2 separate regions of the Homo sapiens genome follow, and region 2 is linked to region 1. Evidence: chromatin loops called from intact Hi-C (ENCODE). Cell type or tissue: chondrocyte. All regions are shown on one strand. Each heading gives the region's core, and the rest is flanking DNA. Links, peaks and the distances in the headings are about the cores only. Region 1 has its middle 230 kb from the start of LINC01718. Region 2 overlaps CDH4 (cadherin 4).

Region 1 (5,375 bases), core at 236-5,235:
AATTATATATTGCAAGTTCATATCCTGCACCCAGTTTTATTTACCTATAGAGTCTGAAATCTCATTTATCAAAGTTTCAGATGGGGAAAAATATAGCTTTAAATTTATAATCTTTAAAGAATCCTGAATTGATAATATGTACATTTTGGGGGTATGGGTAATTAGGAACATATTTTTTAAAGTTTTCTGGTATTATTCCATTGTAATGACTGTTTACCAATGGTACTTTCTGTTTTTAAATGTGAAGATGTATGGAAATCGGCTGCTTCTACCATTTACCTTCACGATAAAACGTGGAATGTTTAGACTCTCCTAAGCTGGAGTGGCTTTGGGGGTGAATTCTGACTGGAACAAAATTCCGCACCCCTTCCTAAGTGAAGACATTGCTGGGTGGATTTTATTTCATGGTGTTCCTTTGGAAACCCCAAATCAGTGGGTTTTTCCTTTACTTCAAATAAAACTCATCTCTGTCTGACAGACTCTCCAGATCCCCAATATGTAATATATGGCTATGGATGGATTTTCTCATTTTCCTCTCTAGAGAACTTTGGAGCTCTTTCTCTGACACCCTGGATTTTCCATTCATGTAAAGGTGAATTCTTAAGTAACAGGACTGAAATCCACCCCGAGGTACTGTAATCCGCACTCCTCTGCACCTCTGCCAGCTCTCCCTGCAGCAGCTTTCCCTAGTGCACTGGGCAACCTTCCGAGCATCCCTTGGAGGCCTTGTCCCCTCCTCTGGGCATGTGCCAGGCATGGGTCCTGTATGGCCAGCACATCACATATCATGAGCGTGCGCAGCTCCGGGACTTGCATTCTTCACCGGCTGGGAGAAGAGTTAGGCATTTTTGTTATGTTCCCTTTTGAGTAAATAGATGTCTTTTTAAAAACCTGGGTCAATATTGCAATATCAACTTCCTTGTCAGCTTCTCTCCCAACAATGTTTGCAAGGGAGAAAAACACATTCAGCATTTACAGCAAACATAACAAATGCCTTCTGTCATCATTAATGCCTACTCCCCACCCATCATCTATCAGTTACTGAGAACCTCAGATTGCCTCCCACTCTTAGAATGACTCTTTGAACACTCCTTGTTTTCTGCAACCACGGCCCCTGCATGCCAGGCCACCATTCTTGCTCATCATAGCTTCCTCGTCTCCGAATTAACCCACTCAAACGCCTGCATGGGAGCCTTACTGAGGTCTTTGCACCATTCTGGGGTCCTCCAACCCATTCTTTATCTTCTAATCAAGTCATCTTTTGTAAACATCAATCTCACAAAGACATTGGCCCAAAATGCCCTTAATGGCATCCCAAAAGTTTTGAATTCTTTTTATGGCACCAAGGCCTGCCTGTTCCTCTGATTAATATTTATTCTCCTCTTTGGATGGGAAACTCCATGAGGTCAGGTGAAATGTCTCTCCTGTTCCAAGCTACATCGCCTACCCTAGTGCAATGCATGGCATATGGTATATACTCAGGGTGCGCTCGGCCATACGTAATAAATACACTCACTTCACACAGATGTCTGCCTACTGCAGCTTCAGCAAAACACTCCTAAAAGAATCTAAATGAGTGTAAACACCTTTAGACCTCAGCTAAAATGCTATTGTTGGCCATGCTCTTAGCTACTGTGTAATGCTGTCTCAACAATTCACCCAACAGAGAGTAGAGTCCAACAACTCAAGCAGAACACGGTTTGCCAGCCAGTCACCTTACCCAAAACGCCTACTCTGTAGGGTTGCTCTGAGGTTTAGAAATAAAATGTTGAACATAACGTCTAGCACACAGTGGATGTCCAGTCATTAATAGCGGTCATTACAATGATGCAAATCAAGGATTTTAAAGTCGTGCTTGGTAAAATGAGGTGATGCCATTGAGAAGGCAGCACCGGAACAAGAATTCCGATTGGCTGAAAACCCAAAAGGGAATAGGATTTTTTTTTTTTAGCAGGCAGGGTCTTTCTGAATGCAGGACATCCTCAGAATTCAGTTCATCCCATTTCCGTGGCTCAAATCCTAGCCCAAACACAGAGGAAAAATGGTGAGCCAAGAGACTGCAGCGATCAGCTGGCACGGGGCAGTCTCGCAAGGGAGCGAGCATGCATTTCAAGTTCTCCACGTCATTTCCAATGTGGGTATTCATGACCTAGCAGAAAACAGAAAAGACATTCCAGGCCTTGAAAATATGCAAATCAAAACAAAACAACCCATCCCTCAAGTGGCCTGTCAATAAAATATCCAAGTTTGGTGTTTTATTTGTGGAAAGAAACCCAATTGATCTTTCCCCAATGACTGGGGCAGCCCTGGCTTCTCTCCACCTGACACCCATGGCACAGAACAGAGATGATCACAGCTCCACCCCACTTCACTTGCACTGATATGTGGGAAAACCTTTCAACAGATATCAGTACCTTTCAATTTAGAAGCAGTCAACTCTACAGATTGTGTTGTAGACAGTATATTTTCTGGACTTAGTTAACATTGCCTAGATGCCTAGATACCAAATTTGGTGAAAGAGGCTTTAACTCTCCTTTCCTTTCTTTTTGAAATGGCAGGATGATCAGGTGCCACCCCCAGGTCACAAGGCCCCGTCCCTATTTTTCCATAGTGTGGATTCATTATCAAGACTAAGAAGCCCGTTGCCTGTTCAGAAACTACCAAGTTAGTAATTACAACGTGGCTTTTTTCCCCTCATGTTTTACTTGAACAATGTGGGAGGAGATAAAAGTTGGTGAACGTTGTTTGATATTTTAATAGAAGGATTGAACACACATCTCAGTTTTTTATGCCATTTTGTCTTGCTTGCGTATGCTGTGTAAGGGTCAACCATTAATAAAACATGTAACACACTAATGGCCCATAAAGAGTATACTTTGTTGTAAGACAACAGGCAAATCCCTGTCTTTGCTTAAACCAGTGCTCTCAAAGAATCTCGCGTCTTTTATTGTCTTTTTATAAAGATATTTTCATCAGGTGGAGGAAGGGTGCTTAGATGTTCATTGTTTTAAAAAGATAGTTTACTCCTTTAAAAGAAAACATGCTCCACTCCATTCTTTGACTTGCATTTGAGAACTGGGGGTTCTCTGAGCGTGGGGGTTCCTGGCGGCTTCTCTGGGAAGTGTCTCTGCCCTTGCCCACTGCCCTGTGTCACATTCTTCTATTGTTACCTGTCAATATCACCTGTCCCCTACCTGAGCTTCTCAGGATATGGCAGCACCTGTTCACAAGTGAGAGGGCAAACCTGGGCTGGTATTCAGCCGGAGTCCCAGTAGATGGCACTGTTCCCTCTGACTTTGCACCAGCCTGGATGAGGGGGACGTGGGCAGCAGGGGAGCTGACTTCTGGGGTCTGCCTGGGTTGCAGACAGAAGAAAGAAGGAGACACGCAAACCACAACTGGACGAGGGCTTGGAAATGTGAAACTCTCCCTGCTGTGATCCTTGCAGGATGAACAAGTTTACGGTATCTTACTTATATTGCCAACAAATAAGATCAGAAATGTTGCCCAAGGGCAACAAGAGGAGATTCAGCAAAGCCTTTATTTAAGACCATGGTTTCCTGAACAAGCATCCCTGGCTGAGATGATGTCCATTCTTTGGAGTCAGACTCTTCAGAATTCCAGCTCTAACCCAGGCTGATGAGATGCACCATGTACCCTTTGGCCTTAGTCTTAGAAGGGAGACCTTCTCACATCTACAGTGGAGATGTAAATGGTACCCACCTCTTCCGGTGCCTGGGAAGATTAGATGAGATGGTTTCCCAGGAAACTGTAAGAAGTAACCACCTACTATCAGCACCTGCATCATTTTGTCATGGTTATTACTGTGATTATTATACTCCTTCATACAAATGTCACTCGCCTTCTTGCCAGGTGCCAGGATCTGAAATTGGCACAAAGAAATCACAGCTATTATGACATGGTTGCTAACTTCTGGAAATAAACAAATAGGTTTTTTTTAGAAAAAGGTAAGTAAATATAACAAAAACATCAAAATGGCATAAGGAGGTTATGAATAAATGCCAACAGAAGGACACAGGTGGTATCCATACCGGGGCGAGGGAAGGGAGAGTGGCAAAGGCCAGAGAAGCCACTGAAGCTAAGAGGAGGGGGAGAGAATTGATTAAAATGTATGGAGAGGAATAAGGAGGTTGTTGGTGACGACTGGGGAAATAAATGTGCAAAGGAAAAGTGGGAATCAAGGTTAGGCCAAGAAGAGGGAGGAGGGGAAACAGCTTGAAGCTGCCCAAGAAGGGCTTTGAGCAACCTAAGGCTCAGGGTTCTCCTGGGGCTGTAGACTTTCCTTATGGAGTTTTGCATCCTAGCTCCCATCATATGTGGGCTGGAGAGAAACACAGCCCCCTTCACCTACAATATTCTGTTTCTGACATTCTATGTACATGAGAAACAATTGGTTTCACCACAATTTCTTTTTTATTTCTTTTTCTTTTTATTATACTTTAAGTTCTAGGGTACATGTGCACAATGTGCAGGCTTGTTACATATGTATACATGTGCCATGTTGGTGTGCTGCACCCATTAACCTGTCATTTACATTAGGTATATCTTCTAATGCTTTCCCTCCCCTCTCCCCCCACCCTACAACAGGCCCCGGTGTGTGATGTTCCCCTTCCTGTGTCGTGTCCGTGTGTTCTCATTGTTCAATTTCCACCTATGAGTGAGAACATGCAGTGCTTGGCCTTCTGTTCCTGCGATAGTTTACTGAGAATGATGGTTTCCAGTTTCATCCATGTCCCTACAAAGGACATGAACTCATCATTTTTTATGGCTGCATAGTATTCCATGGTGTACATGTGCCACATTTTCTTAATCCAGTCTATCATTCTTGGACATTTGGGTTGGTTCCAAGTCTTTGCTATTGTGAATAGTGCCGCAATAAATATACGTGTGCATGTGCCTTTATAGCAGCATGATTTATAATCCTTTGGGTATATACATAGTAACGGGATGGCTGTAAGAAGAATCAATATGGTTTCACCACAATTTCAAACCAGTCTTGTGGGAGGGGAAGAGCAGGGATGGAGGTTCCTAGTTCACAAACAGGAAATGGACTTGTCCAAGGCTGGACAAAAATAGAGACAGAGTTGAGTCTGCAACCCCACAGCCATTTCAATTGCATGACTCTCTCTTAATGAACAAGTTTAATTAAATTCTCAGGTAATGAGAAGACACTGGCAGCTCATGGGCTCAGGGATGAGGAGACGAGAAGACAGGCAGGAGGCAGGGAAAGCAGGAGTCTCACAGGCAGGAAGACAATGAGGATGCCATTGCAGTGATGCAGTCGCACAGAGGAGACTCGTGCCAGGTGGGGGCAGCCAGGTGGAGCAGAAGAAAGACATTCAGGAAGTACAAAC
Region 2 (5,375 bases), core at 83-5,082, 1.0 Mb after region 1:
GCAGAAAGCATGCTTGCATCTCCGCACCTGCACAGAGAAGGGAAAGGGTTTGTCTTTTCTTCCCATTTGAATATCTGACCTGTAGTTCAGCTGGACAAGCTAAACACTCAAGAAACGAAGTCCCTCCTGACCCGCGTCTGTGGGGCATCCCTCCCTTTGCAAACTGTCCCTGCTTGGTTTTCTAGACCGAATGCAACCCCAGTGCCCTCTGGGCTCCCCTGTTCTCCTCCCTTCTATCTTGGCACCAAACGTGATCTGCCCCTATCAACGGCAGGGCCACTGAGATGAAAACACAGGCAAACCTCTTCATGCCGCACCTTAACGCATGGCAAGGGGAGGAGAAACTTACTCCGACAGGCAGTGTCAACCAGGAGGCTTGGAAAGGGCCCTGCGCCCAGCACACAGCCCCCAGTGAAAGAGAACCGGTTCCAGGAACTCCGTTCCTGTAAACGGATTTCTTTTGATAAGTGCCCTGTCAATTAAAACCCAAACTGATTTTCTGTTCTTTCTCAACTGGTGTCTCCCTTCCAGAAAGTTCAGCAGTACACAGTCATCGTTCAGGCCACAGATATGGAAGGAAATCTCAACTATGGCCTCTCAAACACAGCCACAGCCATCATCACGGTGACAGATGTGAATGACAACCCGCCAGAATTTACCGCCAGCACGGTGAGTCCCTCGAAGCTGCCCAGTGACGCATGGCCCGTGCAGGGCAGGAATGCACTGGCGTGCGGCACAGCCTCCTCTCTCTCTGCGGCTCTGCCTGACGGGCACTTGGCAGATAGCGTGTAAGAAAGGCCCTGGGCAGCGGAGGCTGCTGTGTGGAGTGGCTCGATTCCTGATGTGCGCAGTAGGAGAGAGGCCGGGGCTCAGTCAGGGAGGGGACCGGCGGCGGAGGTCGGTTGCCACCTGGGAGGCATCTCTGTGATGTCTGGAGGAGTTGACTGGTACTGCCTGGGCTGATGTCACTGCCACTTTGGAAGGCCTGCGTGTGGGACCCGCTTGGGGAATGCCCAGATGGGGCCTTGGCATGGCGGGTCCATCCCTGTGTGTGGAACTTGGCTGACCCTCTGTGGCCTGCTGTCGGCAGAAAGGGGGTTGTGACTGGGCCCCATACCGGCTGCCTGGGGCCTGAGTGACCATTCACTGAATGTTGTTGAAAGTCCAGTGTGAGCCCCGAGCCCCTAGTTCACAGGGGACCAAACTCTCTCTGGTGGGAACACGGTGGAGACAGGGCTGTAAGGCATGCAGCCCCCACTTCCTCTGGATTCCAGCAGGGCAGCTGCACCACCAGGAGGGACCCTTCCCTTGAAATCTGCAGAGGCCACTGCGCCGACAGACATTTGATGACCCCACTTCCCTGCTGCCCAGCGATCTGGGGAGGTCCCGGCCTTGGCTGTCGCCCTGCTTACCAACCAGGACCCTTTGTGGTGATTCCCTGGGTCCATGGGGTGTGACACGGTGTCCCCAGGCTGTCATTTTGGGCCCCGTGTGGCAGTGCTGACATCATGGGCACGTGGCCCAGCCCCGGGAGCCCCTCTAGAAAGGTCGAAGGCACCAGGCTGGGACGTGCAGAGGGGAGAGTCAGCGAGGGCTCCCAGAGTGGCCGTGGCCCTGAGATGCCAGGATCTCAGGGTCTTCTCTGCTCCTACCACCATATCACCCCCTTCTCCCCCAGGCCTAGGCCCCCGCAGAGCTGTGTGTCAGTCATGATAGCAATGACAGTGGCACACCAGCTGCATCTGTGGAGGTGCCCCTCGGGCACCAGGGTGAGGCCAGGGTGCGGCCAGGGTACAGCCAGGGTGCAGAGCTAGCCTCTGATCCCAGCCAACCCCGACCAACCCAGTGACAGATGAGGACTCTGGGCTCCGGGAGGCTAAGAGGGAGAGGGGAAGGGATGGGGTCAGGAGGGAGACGCTCCTCCCGGTGGGTGGGCCGGCTTGCTGAGAAGGCAACTAAGGCCAGAGCCCCTCGCCACAGCGGCCGTCCCGCATCTGGGCCTCCTGCGTCCTGCATCCCAGGCCTGGGGCGCAGCTGCACCAGGCGGAGGTGGCTGTGAGCACACAACGCCATCTGGTGGGAAGATGGCAGATCACAGCGAAGGAAGCCAGCTCAGCCCCACTGCAGCAGGGCAGGGGGGCTCTAGGTGCTCCCCCAGGCTCCTGGCAGTGAGTCCAGGCAGCAAGCGGCCAGGGCAACCAGGAGCCCGAGGAGCATTTAACCGGGCGCAGCCCCAGGATGCAACAGCTCTCATACAATTGGCCAGGAAGGCGTTCAGATGGTTTGGAAAACACCTGCTTCTCTCTCTTGGCTTCAGTCTCTATTTGCTCTCTTCCGGCCAGTGAGCAATGGTCAGGAAAAGCTCAGGGCCAGGCTGCCGGGGAGTCTGGACATAGGGGAAGCAGCTGCTAACCCCAGGGCCCTGAAGAATAATAACGTCCAGGCCCAAGAGCGCAGCAGGGCTGCACCCACACAGCTGGCCGGACAGCCCCAGCTGTCCTTCCTCCCTGACTCCGAGAAAGAAAAGGAAGTGATGGCAGGGAGGGAGGGGAGAAGGTGACCCAAATTGTGTGGAGCAGGTGTCTCTGCCTTTCTCGGAGCCAGCATCCCTGTGAAGGAAGATGGAGAACCGGCAGGATGTCCCTGACCTGCACATGCTCTGAAAAACGGCCAGCCCAGGGAGTCACACTGAGCCCCCCACAGAATTCTGCATTTGACTCAAGGCAACTTAAAGCACATTGCAGGGGAGAATTCCTGCCTCTGTGTCCCCATGAACGAAAGGTGGGGATGGCCTGATTCTCTGAGACGTTGGGGGGCAGAAGATAAACAAGGGGCATTGTGGTCCTAAATCCCAAAATTCAGAGAATCCCATCATTCCATTGCAAGCCCTACCCCTCGTCTCTGGTCCCCATCCCGAGACTCTGGGAGGCAAGCCCTACCCCTCATCTCTGGTCCCCATCCCGAGACTCTGGGAGGCCAAGGCAGAGGCCCTTCTAGACCTAGTGGACCAGCCACAAGCACTGACCAGCATAAGCACTGACCAGCACTGATCAGCCACCAGCGCTGACCAGCCACCACCATTTACCAGCACTGACCAGAAATGACCAGCCACCAGCACTGACCAGCACTAACCAACACTGACCAGCCATGAGGACTGACTAGCCACCAGCACTGACCAGCCACCCCCACTGACCAGCACTAAGCAGCCCTTGGCACTGAGCTACCCTCGCCGCAACTGCTGACCGGCCACACCACCCTGGGGCTCCTCCTCCTGGGACTGGGGCAGAGGGTCCCCATGGCATTTATTAGAGAGAGGCGTCTCTGTGCTTTTCCAATGGCTAAGCACAGGCTACTGCAGCCTCGTGCGCCTCCCAGAGATGGGCCATTGTCCATCCTTGGTTCCAGGGGGCCTCAGGCAGGTCCCAGACCCCAGATCACGGGGCAGGGGAACGGCATCTCTTGAGGAGTACGCAGATATGTCTAGATGCTTCTCAGCCAGTGTCTGCGGCACCTCCCAGTCTAACACAGTCCGGGAGAGGATCTGCAGTCCACTGCTTTGGTCAGGCCGGCGGGGTGACATGCTAGTGGGTGGACAATGGACGGATGACCCTGGCAGGGAGGGTTCCCTCCACCCTGCGGTGGCTTTTCCAGGTGACTGGGTCGCATGGTCCTGGAGAAGGGGTGTCAGTAAATACTCGGGGTTAGGATGGCCCTTGGTGTGTCCTCCTAGAGATGGGTGACAGGCAGGAGCCCCGGGACACTGTCCATGCCTCACCGTGGGACGGAGCAGGCAGAGGGGCCAGCAGGATGGCGAAGGCCGGCCACACTGCCGCACATGCCGCCAGGCTATTTTTACCAAGCCTAATCAAGAACAATCAGCAGAAGCTACAGAGATGCAGGGGATTTGCATGATCCGATTCTGAGTCCTAAATGTTAATTAAAAGTTATTTTCCCTTCACTGGCTCTGAGCGCGGCTGCACTGCCCACGTGAGGCTGAGTGGGGACCCTCGGCCCTCAGCACTCCCTCCAGCAGGTGAGCATGGGGTCTGCTGCGCTAGAAGCTGGTGGCCACAGAGGACACAAGCTTCAGACCCTGCCCCAAAGCCTCCTATTAACACCGATGGGTCCTGCAGTGAAGTTCTCAGGGACAGGTCCAGACAGCACAGAGTGACCCTGGAGATCTGGCATCACAGGCCTTCCTCCAGGCCACCCCCACCCCATCCACACACATGCTCACGGAGGGGGGGTCCCCTGGAGTCAGGAAGCCCAGCCCTGGCCCCACCCTTGGTCCCTGCCTGCTGTGTAGCCAAGGCCGGAGAGCTGGACCTCTCTGAGCCGCAGGATTTTATCCCGGCTTTCCACCTAGAATTAATCCCACCTCAAGGTGTCGTCGGGAGCACTGCTGATCTATGTGAAAGTTTAAGACTTCAGCAATATAAATCTGCTCTAAAAATGCCATGGGTGGTGCCCAGACCCCCATCCCAGGGGCATGGAGCTGGGTGGCGAGCAGACAAGGTTCCAGCTTTAACAGACCTGGAGTCCTGTCCCGTCTCGGTCTTTCATAGGTGAGGGGCTTACAACAATGTCACCAAAACCTTCTCAGCCCAGTTTCCCCAGCTGTTAAAAGAAGAGGGAGGGCCGGGCGCAGTGGCCCAAGCCTGTAATCCCAGCACTTTGGGAGGCCAAGGTGGGTGGATCACGAGGTCCGGAGTTCAAGACCAGCCTGGCCAAGATGTGAAACCCCATCTCTACTAAAAATATATATTTTAAAAAAAAATTAGCCGGGTGTGGTGGTGCGCACCTGTAATCCCAGCTACTCAAGAGGCTGAGGCAGAGAACTGCTTGAACCTGGGAGGTGGAGGGTGCAGTGAATCGAGATTGCACCATTGCACACTAGCCTGTCTCAAAAAAAAAAAAGAAAAGAAGAGGGAGGTGGTATATCATTGTTGTAGTTTAAAATGCATACATGATAAGACATATTTTGTTTTTACTGTATGTCTTTTGTGAATGATCTATTCCCCGTCCCAAGCAAGCATGAATAAAATCAGGTTAATTTTTTTCTTTTTTGAGACAGAGTCTCGCTCTGTCGCCCAGGCTGGAGTGCAGTGGCGTGGTCTCGGCTCACTGCAACCTCCGCCTCCTGGGTTCACGCCATTCTCCTACCTCAGCCTCCCGAGTAGCTGGAACTACAGGCGCCTGCCACCACGCCCGGCTAATTTTTTGTATTCTTAGTAGTGATGGGGTTTCACTGTGTTAGCCAGGATGGTCTTGATCTCCTGACCTCGTGATCCGCCCACCTCGGCCTCCCAAACTGCTGGGATTACAGGTGTGAGCCACCGCACCCAGCCCAGGTTAAATATTTTTTGAATAAAGAG

What was found. A loop is a pair of places that touch in the nucleus more often than their neighbours do. Peaks named below come from ENCODE experiments on the same cell type or tissue, not always from the same donor. Only the 100,000 strongest peaks of a DNase experiment are listed, where the experiment ranks them.
Region 2: a loop joins it to region 1, with 8 times the contacts of the local background. A loop is called at or near these places in 3 of 110 quality-filtered maps.

Annotation. Positions count from the first base shown.
Region 1 is chr20:60,848,741-60,854,115 of GRCh38, forward strand. No RefSeq gene overlaps it. Among named protein-coding and RNA genes, the nearest start is that of LINC01718, 230 kb to the right of the region's middle. In chondrocyte, for the core only: CTCF peaks have their summits at 3,279 (motif pointing right) and 3,480; no DNase peak of the experiment used is centred there.
Region 2 is chr20:61,894,379-61,899,753 of GRCh38, forward strand. CDH4 (cadherin 4) reads left to right here. Exons shown (of 16, transcript NM_001794.5): 8 at 532-669. Among named protein-coding and RNA genes, the nearest start is that of MIR1257, 57 kb to the right of the region's middle. In chondrocyte, for the core only: CTCF peaks have their summits at 2,086 (motif pointing left) and 2,287; no DNase peak of the experiment used is centred there.